2 separate regions of the Mus musculus genome follow, and region 1 is linked to region 2. Evidence: chromatin loops called from intact Hi-C (ENCODE). Cell type or tissue: heart. All regions are shown on one strand.

Region 1 (5,000 bases), 120 kb after region 2:
TTATATTGGCCCTTTACAGGAAAAGTTCCTCATCTACATAATATTTCCTATTGGGGAGAATAAATTTACTAGAGCTTGAAGAGAATAAATTTGAAAAGACATAAATCCACATGTGTAATACTTTCTCCAGTCATGATATCGTCTAAAAAAATGGGAAAGTGGAGGAATAAGAATATCCATATTCAAAAATCCCTCAGGAACTCATAGTGGCTGTGGTTATCTGCACAAGATTGACCTAGTCAATTCAATATGGATGAAGGACAGATAGACAAGCATGTATGGCAGTTTCCACCCAGGTTAGGAAGGAAACTTAGGATGTAAACAGAATGTGAAAAAACTGGGATATTTTAGGACAGAATATTTACAAGAAGATTAAGCACAATGCCCTAGGGGGAGGTAAGACATTCCATGCTGCAGGAAACACCATTAAGACAGGAAGTTAGTATATAGCATAACTATTCCTCAAGACTTCAATCAAAAAGAATCAAAATGAAGGAAATGTATGGTAATCCAAATCTATTAGCATTATTTGCTTTTTTATGCTCTATGTTGCATATGGTTTTTTCTGGTCAATAAAAAGTTGGAATTAACAAAAGAAAAAGAAAGACAGGAAGTAAACAACTTAAATTAGCTTCAGGAAATCCCTAAAACCTAACAGATAAGCCAAGATGAAAAGACTCAGACAAGGGCAGCGGCCAGGAAGAAACAGACAGCTATGTTACCTAGAAAAGGCTCCGATAAATTGAGCCACAAGTTTCCAGCTTTTGTAAACTGTCACCATGCTAGGATGGGCTTTGATGACACAACTATCTTTGAGTCATTTCACTTCTCTATGAAACCCTTCACCAATAGTCTTGTAAGTAACTCCAATAAAATTCACTGGTTCACCAAGTTAGACTTTGTGGCATCCACACTGTAGTCTGTCACAGGTCCCTTTCTGGGATGAGTAGACATATGTGTGTTGTATCTTCCTGGGAAAAGTTAACACAACACAAACCCACACCTCAAACTAAGGAACTACAACAGCTGATAGCTGCAAAGGAAGAAGCAGTTTTCTTTTAGGATGAGAACCCTGGTAGATTGACCATGCTCCCATGGGCAGTCCCACAGCTATTTGCATATAGAAAGCACTAATTTGGATTCTGGGGTGTACAGACTACTTTTATATCAGCTTGATGCAGGCTAGAATCATCTGAAAGGAAGGAATCTCAATTTAGAAATTGTCTCCAGAAGACCCAGCTGTAGTGTATTTTCTTAACTAGTGATTGATGGGGAGGGCCCAGACCTTTGTGAGTGGTACCATTCCTGGGCTTGTGGTCCTAGGTTTGATAAGAAAAGGGTTGAGCAAGCCATGGGGAGCAAGCCATTAAGCAAAACTCCTCCATGGCCTCTGCATTAGCTTCTGCATTCGGGTTCCTGTCCTAATTTCCTTCAATGATGAACAGAGATGTGAAAATGTAGGCCAGATAACTTCTTTCTTCCCTACATTGCTTTGGTTGAGGATAGGCTGATTACAGGACAGATTTCAAATAGGCAGTTAGGGAGGTTAGGCATAAAAACTGGGCAAGCCCAGCAAGTCAATTACTAATAGAAAAAACCCCAGGCTCCAGCATTCACGCCCAGGTAATGGAATGTCCCAGCCACCAGGCTGCAGCAAGGACAATGGATCAGCAGCAGTTTCCAGACACCCTCAACTACTTCCTCAGTAACAGTTCCCAGACCTCCCCAGCAAGTTTCCAGCCCCCACACCCTGGTAATGGAATGTCCCTAGAGATGGATCCAACAGATTAACATAGAGGTCACCTACCCTGGAATTCCCTAATGTGCTTTAAATTAGACCTGCAAGCTCACTTGGGAGTCACTCTATTCTGGTAATGGGAGACACCAGCATGCTAGACTTCTGCAGAATAAAACACTCTTTGCGCTTATATACTATTCTTTGGTGAGTCATGGTGTCTCATCACAGCAATAATAACCCTAACACATGAGTTAAAGACAAAGTTTGGGGATGTGCAGGAATGATCCAGGAGGAGTTTAATGAAGGAGGATAGTACAGGGGAAAATGTGACTGAAAATATATGTTGAATATATGGATGAAACTTTCAAAGAATAAAAAAATGAATATACTTTTAGATTATTGAGGATAGATATTTTAAATAAAAATAATCTAATTTGTAGGACATAGACTACTAGCTTCTCATTGAGTTTTCACATAAAAAGGGGTTGCCCTTCCCCCAGAGGCTTTTCTCTATATAATCCAGACATTTCGGTCTCTCTCTCTTTTTCTTCTCTTCATATTCTGAGACAAGGTTTCTCTGTGTAGCCCTGGCTGTCCTGGAACTCACTTTGTACACCAGGCTGGCCTCGAACTCAGAAATCCGCCTGCCTCTGCCTCTCGAGGTATTAAAGGCGTGTGCCACCACGCCCGGCTTCTTCTCTCCATTCTCTCTGCACACCTACCCCTTTCTCTCTTTCTCCCTCTCCCCTACCCACCCCACCCCCCTTCTCCATGGCAACTTCCCTAGCCTTGTTCCTTGGGGCCAGTAAACTTGGCCACCAGAGAGCAGCTTCCCAATAAACCTGCCTTTAATATAATATAATCTGCCTTAAATTGGCTTGTTTCACTGGCAGTAGAATAATAACCTATCACTACCTTCTAAATAAAAAACAAAATAAGATATACAAAACTGCTTTTTCCCCAATACTGGAGAGCAGACACGCAGGGCTGTGACTTGAAAGCTGTTGAGGTTTGACTTGGGCTCTGTGGCAGCCTGCCTGACCTTGAACTCCTTCTGCTCTTGCCTCCAAACGGCTTGGATCGCTGGCATGCGCACCCACACCTGACAATGAACTGAGCTTTGTGACATAATTACCCAGCTTATCGGCAACTACACTTAGAGCAACTATCGTGAGAGAGTGTGTGTGAGAAACCCCAGCAGAATACAATGAGGACAGTGAGTTTATGGGACAGATTTAAGGAAAGCTGAGGAGGATAGACTTTTGAAACTATGTTAAAGAAAAAAAAGAGAAATTTAAACAAACTTTCAGAAAAGTCTATATGGTACTTTGGGGTGGGGAGGAGACATAGTTACATAAACTTTTATATAGGACTCTTAAATATTCAAATGAATATGAAGTTATAAATTCATATAAAGAGATTGAGAAAGGCCAGGCAAAAAAACAGCACCAGAAAGTCTACTAACAAGCAAATTTCTGGACTTGGAAAGCACTGCAAAATACCCCAGTGAAAGCCAACAGGGCCACTGAATACAGGGGCAGTCGATAGGGCATAGATAGATAGATGGATGGATGGATGGATGTAAAGGTCCCTCTAAGCTGCCTGATATGAAAGCCACGGGTGACAAGATCAAGCTTGGCACACAAGTATTAGAACAAGAAGACAAAAGTCCATAATATTCAAACACAATGACCAATATCCATCTAAACATTATCTGAAATAGGAGACCAAAGATATTAGGTCATATGTTACAACTGGCTCATAAAGAAGAACGTTATGCGTGAACTATAGAAGTCTATGAAGGAGTAGGAAGAGGCTAGGTGAGCACAGTGCTTTCCTTGCATGCATGAGGAACCCATTTTGGAATGCCAATATTTACATAAAACCAGGCAAAATGACAATTACCTGTAATTCCAGCCCCAGGGAAGCAGAGACAGTGGCTCCCTGGAGCTCACTAACCAGCCAGCCTAAGCAAAGCAGTAAGTTCCAGGCTCTGGGAGCTCCTCCCTCACAAAGGGAGGTGGAACGGGACTGTTCAAAAGAGAAGAGCACTTCCAGTTCTTGCAGCAATCATGTGGCAACTCACAACCGCTGCAACTCTAGTTCTTGGAGATCTGTTGCCCTTGTCTGGCCTCTGTGGGTACTGCACACACAGGCTGCACATACATGAAGGCAGGCAAAACGTTCATACACAAAAAAATATTTATCTTTTTTAAAAGGTGGAGAGGGACAGAGTAGTGAAGGAGGGAAGAGAGAGAGAAAGAGGGAGAAAGAGCAAATAAATTTCAGCTGAAAAGGGGGTATTTAAATTGAGTAATTACTACAAGATTTTTTTTTTTTTTTCGAGACAGGGTTTCTCTGTATAGCCCTGGCTGTCCTGGAACTCACTTTGTAGACCAGGCTGGCCTCGAACTCAGAAATCCGCCTGCCTCTGCCTCCTGAGTGCTGGGATTAAAGGCGTGCGCCACCACGCCCGGCTACTACAAGATTTTTAGCCACATTAAGTACTGTAAAAGATAAGAATCAGAAGTTAAACTACCCACACTAATCCTCCCCACTCATCTCTTCCCCAAAAAACCAAAGGTTCAATGCTATGCAAGGCAATACCAAGCATTTGAGAAAGTATTTCAAGACAAAAAATATTTTTAATTTCATCTTTTAAACAGTCCAGCATCAGGAGTAGTAAACACATCAAAAACACATATCCAAGAATAGAGTTGATCCAAAGCCAGTGAGAATCGCCAAAGCCCGTCATGAGCTACAGAAACGGGGAGGCGAAATGAACCCTTGGAAGATCCCGGGTGGAAGACACATCACACTGAGAAGAAACAAAGAGCAATGACATCAAATATCGGAAAATAAATATTAAAGCACAAGAGTCAGTTTAGACCTTTATACCAAGCACAAGATAATGAAAACACAAGAAGTACATTTTAGATCATCAATGAAGAATTTACTGCCACTAATCCTTTGCTACAAAAATCCTTCAGGATGAAAGAAAATAATAACCAAAACTAATCTCTGCTGCACAAAAAGACATGAAAAGAGCCAGAAATTATGAATATCTATTTTAGATTTGTTTAAAAGATGATTGGCTAGGCAAGAATAGTAATAAAATTATTTTGAAGTTCATACAATGTATGTGAATAATTAGCATAAGAGACGGTAGGAGTCAATGGATACTATATTATAGTAAGTAATATATATTACTTATATGTATTATATTTTAAGTAGATGATGGTAACTTAAGTATCTGTATTTT
Region 2 (5,000 bases):
TTGTAATAACTGTCACAGGGAAAGTTTTTTTTTTTTTTCAAAATCCTAGTGTGTCTAAATGTGTAAAAAACTAAACCACTTGGTGTGAAACTCCAGAAGTTTGGCCCAGAACTGGCTGACTAAGACAAGTTGACCTGAGCTATATTCTCAAGTCACCAGGATCAATTTGCTGCCAGCCATGACACTTGCAGAGACCCCCCGCCCCCACACATCACTGGGCAAACCAGAAGGCTACATATAGAAGAGCTAAAGTAGATTCATACTTATCTCCTTGCACAAAACTAAACTCCATATGGATCAAAGACATTAACATAAGGCCAGATGCCCTGATTTGGATAGAACACAAAGTGGGGAACGGTCTCTAACTCATTGACAGAAGAAAAGCTTTTCTGAACAGAACACTTATAGCATAGGCACTAAACAGATCTCATGGATCTCACCAAAAAGCATCTGCATTGCAAAGAACACTGTCATTTGTACTAAGTGGCAGCCTAAAGAATAGGAAAAGATTTTTTTTTTTAACTAAGTGCATATCCAACAGAGGGCTAATATGCAAAAAATATAAGAAACTCAAAAACTGCACATCAAGAAAACAAAGAACCCATTTTAAAAATAGGGTGCATATCTAAACAGAAAATTCTTCAAAAGAGGAACTCAGGTGGCTGAGAAACCCTTAAGAAACGTTCAACATTCACAGTCATTCAAATCAAATTCAAATCAAAACTACTTTGAGATTCCATCATACACCTGTCAGAATGACTAAGATCAAAAACACAAGTGACAGCTCGCTGGTGAGACTATGGGGCAAGGGGAACACTCATTCAAGAATACAAACTTGTACAGTCACTATGAAAATCAGTATGGCAGTTCCTCAGAAAGCTGGGAATTGATCTACCTAAAGATCCAGCTGTACCACTCTTGGGCATACAAGCAAGGGATGCTCCATCCTATCACAAGGACATTTGATCAACCATGTTCACTGCTGTTTTATTCACAATAGTCAGAAACTGTAAACAACCTACATGCACCCCAACAGAAGAATGGATGAAGAATTTACTCAATGGAGCTGTGTAATTCAACTATTAAAAGAAATATGAATGGGGAGGAGGGTATAGGGGACTTTCAGGATAGCATTTGAAATGTAAATGAAGAAAATATCTAATAAAAAATTGAAAAAAATAAAAAAAAGAAATATGACATCATAAAATTTGCAGGCACATGGATAAAACTAGAAAAAAAATCACCCCATGTGAGCTAACCTAGACTCAGTAAGATAAATACAAGATAAATACAGTATGTTTTTACATATATGTGGTTATTAGCCATTAAATAAATGATAATCAAGCTACAATACGTAGACTCAGAGAAGATAGGTATAGAGGAAGGGACTGGCAGGGGACACATGGATCTTCCTGAAAGGGGGAAATAGATTTTATGGGTGTCCTGGGGTAAAGGTAGCAAGATCAGAAGGATCAAGTAGGGGTGGGGAGAGAATATGGGGGTTAAGGGAAGGAATGTGGGGAAAGTTAGCAAAAATTGGGGGGCATTTGAGGGGTAGTGCCTAGGAAGCTTCCTAAAATATGTGAAGGTGATCCTCAGGAAGTCTTCAAATAATAAGGGAGACAGAGTCCCAACTGGCCATCTCCTGTCACCAAAGAAAGCTTCCAATATCTGGACTGGGTTTCATCTAATTGAGTTGGCCAAGGGGTCCCTCCCATGGAAGCTCCCAAACAACTCAGGCTGTTGCCAATGCAAAAGGTTACTCTCCATAAACAAACAGCAAGGCCCCATTGCTCAAAACAACATCCACACAACATGGATAGGTCGAGCTGGTACCTAAACAGTGCCCTTGCTACAGGAAGGCACACTGTAAGCTACCAAAAGGGCAATGTACATTTCAACCCAGCCACAAAACCTCAGATATAAAACTTGTCTTGCCTGCAGAATGTTCTCGGGCAATGGCGGCACAGAGCTTGTTACCAACCAATGCCTAATTTGACTTAAGGTTCACTCCTCAAAATCATGAAATTTGGATGGAACCAGAAAAAAAAATCATCCCGAGTGAGGTAACTCAGAAATACAAGATATGAATTCATTTATACATAGATTTAAGCTGTTAGGTTATTGATAACCAAGCTATAATATGTATAACACTATGGATGCTGTGATGTGTCAAAGTGGTTCATACTACACCCTTTTGTCCAAACAGTTTTCCTTGTAAATGTTCATTGCATTTCATTGAGTCATTGGTCTGGCTCCAGGCCTCTGGTTTCTGCTACACTATTGCGATGGGTTGTATATCCTTGGACCAAGGAGTGGCACCATCTGAAGGTGTGGCCTTGTTGGAATAGGTGTGACCTGGTTGGAATGGGTGTGTCACCATGGGTGTGGGTATAAGATCCTCACCCTAGTTGCCTGAAGTCAGTCTTCCACTAGCAGCCTTTGGATGAAGACATAGAACTCTCAGCTCCTCCTGTGCCATGTCTGCCTGGATACTGCCATGCTCCCACCTTGATGATAATGGACTAAACCTCTGAACCTGTAAGCCAGCCCCAATTAAATGCTGTTTTTTATGAGACTTTCCTTGGTCATGGTGTCTGTTCACAGCAGTAAAACCCTAACTAAGACAACTATCAATACTGAATCCTTTCAGATATCTTGTTGTTGCCCTGTGCCATGGAGAGCTTGCCACTTGGGATCTGCAGGACTGGCCCCTTCACAAGCTCTAGCAGTCTATAGTTGGCATAGTGCAACTGAAAGCCTTGGATCTGTGCCTGGGTGCCGGCTGACGAATTCAGCCTGCAGGCTCTCTTTTGCCAGCACCATCAGGCAGCTTCCCTACACTGGCCAGGCCAGGGGGTGGGGCGAAGCCAGTTCTCCTGCTTTCTTGCCCTTGGGCAGGCTCTCCTGTGCCCACACCACCCAGACAAGGGATGGGGCCAGTTCTACTGTGCTGCCCGGTGTGCAGGGGGTGGGGGTGGGGTGGGGGGAGCAGCTCTCCCATGCTTCCCAGGCAGCTTACTTCTGGGTGTCTTTGGTGTGTTTGTAGTGGCTAGTGTGTCACTGGGTCTCTTCTGTGTGCTTGTGCATGCCCCAGTTTATATCTTAAGATACTGAAAAATGCTAAGCTTATTAGAGGGAGGGAAACAGGGTTTTCTTGGTTGTCACCATAGAGATTCCACATGCCACCACTTGGTATTGCTTAGGGATGTCTGAGCAAGTACACTCAAATGGCACAGCCTCATAGTAACACTAAGAAGAGCAATCGGCTGCCTGTTGTATGTTATATGTCTCTGTACTAATAGATAACAAGAGTGGCTTAACAATGTTGCAAATGCAAATTAGTTCACTTATACACACCAAATTTGGTTACATTCTTTTTCTTTGTAGAAAATGTGCATTTCTCTTTTCTCTCCCCAGTCTGTCCTTGGTACCTGCATGTGAAGTGCACTTCCTACCTGCCTCACCACCAATACTTCTGCACTTCTCAATGCAGCATCTGACCTAACACTGCTAACTGTGAGACATGCAGAAAAACCAAGAGACTGCTGACCTAACTCTGCCTTGGTGCCACGTCAAGGCCATCTTGCCTCAGCTTGCACCAGGCCTATATTCTTAGCACCCTAGGAAACAATGGCAGGTTTCCTTCACATGTTTCTAAAGGACACTATGCCTCTATTATTGTGTGTATCTTTGTGTTTATGCTGTTAGGAATGTGCTGACACAGTCTTGCTGTTGCTCACTGCTGACAGTTCTTGCACCCAGAAATAGACTTTCAAACAGTATCATTCTAAGTCACAAGAAAGGAATTACATTGTAATGTATACAGTGGAATAGAGTAGGATTTTAAAACTATACTTGATGAAGTATAAAAATATAGACATTTTAAAAGATATAAACATTTTATATGTTGGGATTTCCAGTTTAAGTAAAAAGCTTACTAGGTATAATTAAGACTAATCCTTCTGCTGGGCCACGTAGCACATGCCTTTAATCCCAGCACTCAGAAGGCAGAGGCAGAGGCAGGCAGATCTCTGAATTCAAGGCCAGCCTGGTCTACAGAGTGAGTTCCAGGATAACCAGGGCTACACGGAGAAACCCTGTCCCAAACAAACATATATTAATAGTAAGAAAACTAATCCTCGCTATGGCAATTTCTGAAAAGTCAAGTTACTTTAAAAGTCTTACTGGGCATGCTGCTGCAGAAAACTGAGGCAGGAGGACTATGAGCTGGAGGCCTGCCTAGCTGTGTAAAGAGCTTGGAGGCAGGCTGAAAGAACTAGGCAGGGAGACTCAAAGCAAGCACTTCTTGATGGTATTAAAGCAAAATGGGAAGGAACGCAGCCGTGAAAATGACTGGCTAAAACTCAACTGCCCTATTCCTTCCCAAGTCTCTAACACTTCCTGGACTGAATGTAAAGGATACAGAGACTAATGGAGCGCCACACTTTGGAATACACTGGGAAAACTAAAATATTTTTATTGACAGAAATGTGGAGGTAATAGGTAAAAATTCTTGAATTATTATGAAGCCTGTGATAATGAAAAGGAGTTGAAGTACACATTTTAAGAACATGCCAAGGGCCAGCATGCGCAGCATCATTAATAAGACACTCAAGGGAAGGGCTCCATGGCCAGCTGTCATCAGAACATTTGTATTTGAGACTGCAAAAGGAAGACTACTTGAGCCCAAAAGTTCAGGGACAGCTAGCTGGGCAGTATAGCAAGATGCCAGATCAAATAAAACCCTTTAAAAGAAACCTATAATACTAACAAATTAAGCAGATTACCATAGCAACACATTTCTTTCTTCTTTGGTATTACCTTCTACTTGAAGGTAATAGTCAAATGGCACAACATTAAACAAATATACACTCTTAGGCTTCAAGCAGGATGGGAATCAGTAATTGGATAAAAGCAGTCAGATGCATAAAACAACACGTGTACACACACACACATACACACTGACAGGTTTCAATTGGGGTGGGGTCATGATTTTT

Evidence for each region. Hi-C counts contacts between places; a loop is a spot of excess contacts. Peaks named below come from ENCODE experiments on the same cell type or tissue, not always from the same donor. Only the 100,000 strongest peaks of a DNase experiment are listed, where the experiment ranks them.
Region 1: a loop joins it to region 2, with 2.9 times the contacts of the local background. A loop is called at or near these places in 1 of 42 quality-filtered maps.

The regions. Positions count from the first base shown.
Region 1 is chr12:31,723,554-31,728,553 of GRCm38, reverse strand. The region is part of intron 6 of Cog5 (component of oligomeric golgi complex 5); the gene reads right to left. Among named protein-coding and RNA genes, the nearest start is that of Gpr22, 12 kb to the right of the region's middle. In heart, no CTCF peak of the experiment used is centred here; a DNase peak (open chromatin) is centred at 2,823; H3K27ac peaks cover 2,099 bases.
Region 2 is chr12:31,847,050-31,852,049 of GRCm38, reverse strand. All of the region lies in intron 14 of Cog5 (component of oligomeric golgi complex 5), which reads right to left. Among named protein-coding and RNA genes, the nearest start is that of Hbp1, 100 kb to the left of the region's middle. In heart, no CTCF peak of the experiment used is centred here; a DNase peak (open chromatin) is centred at 2,829.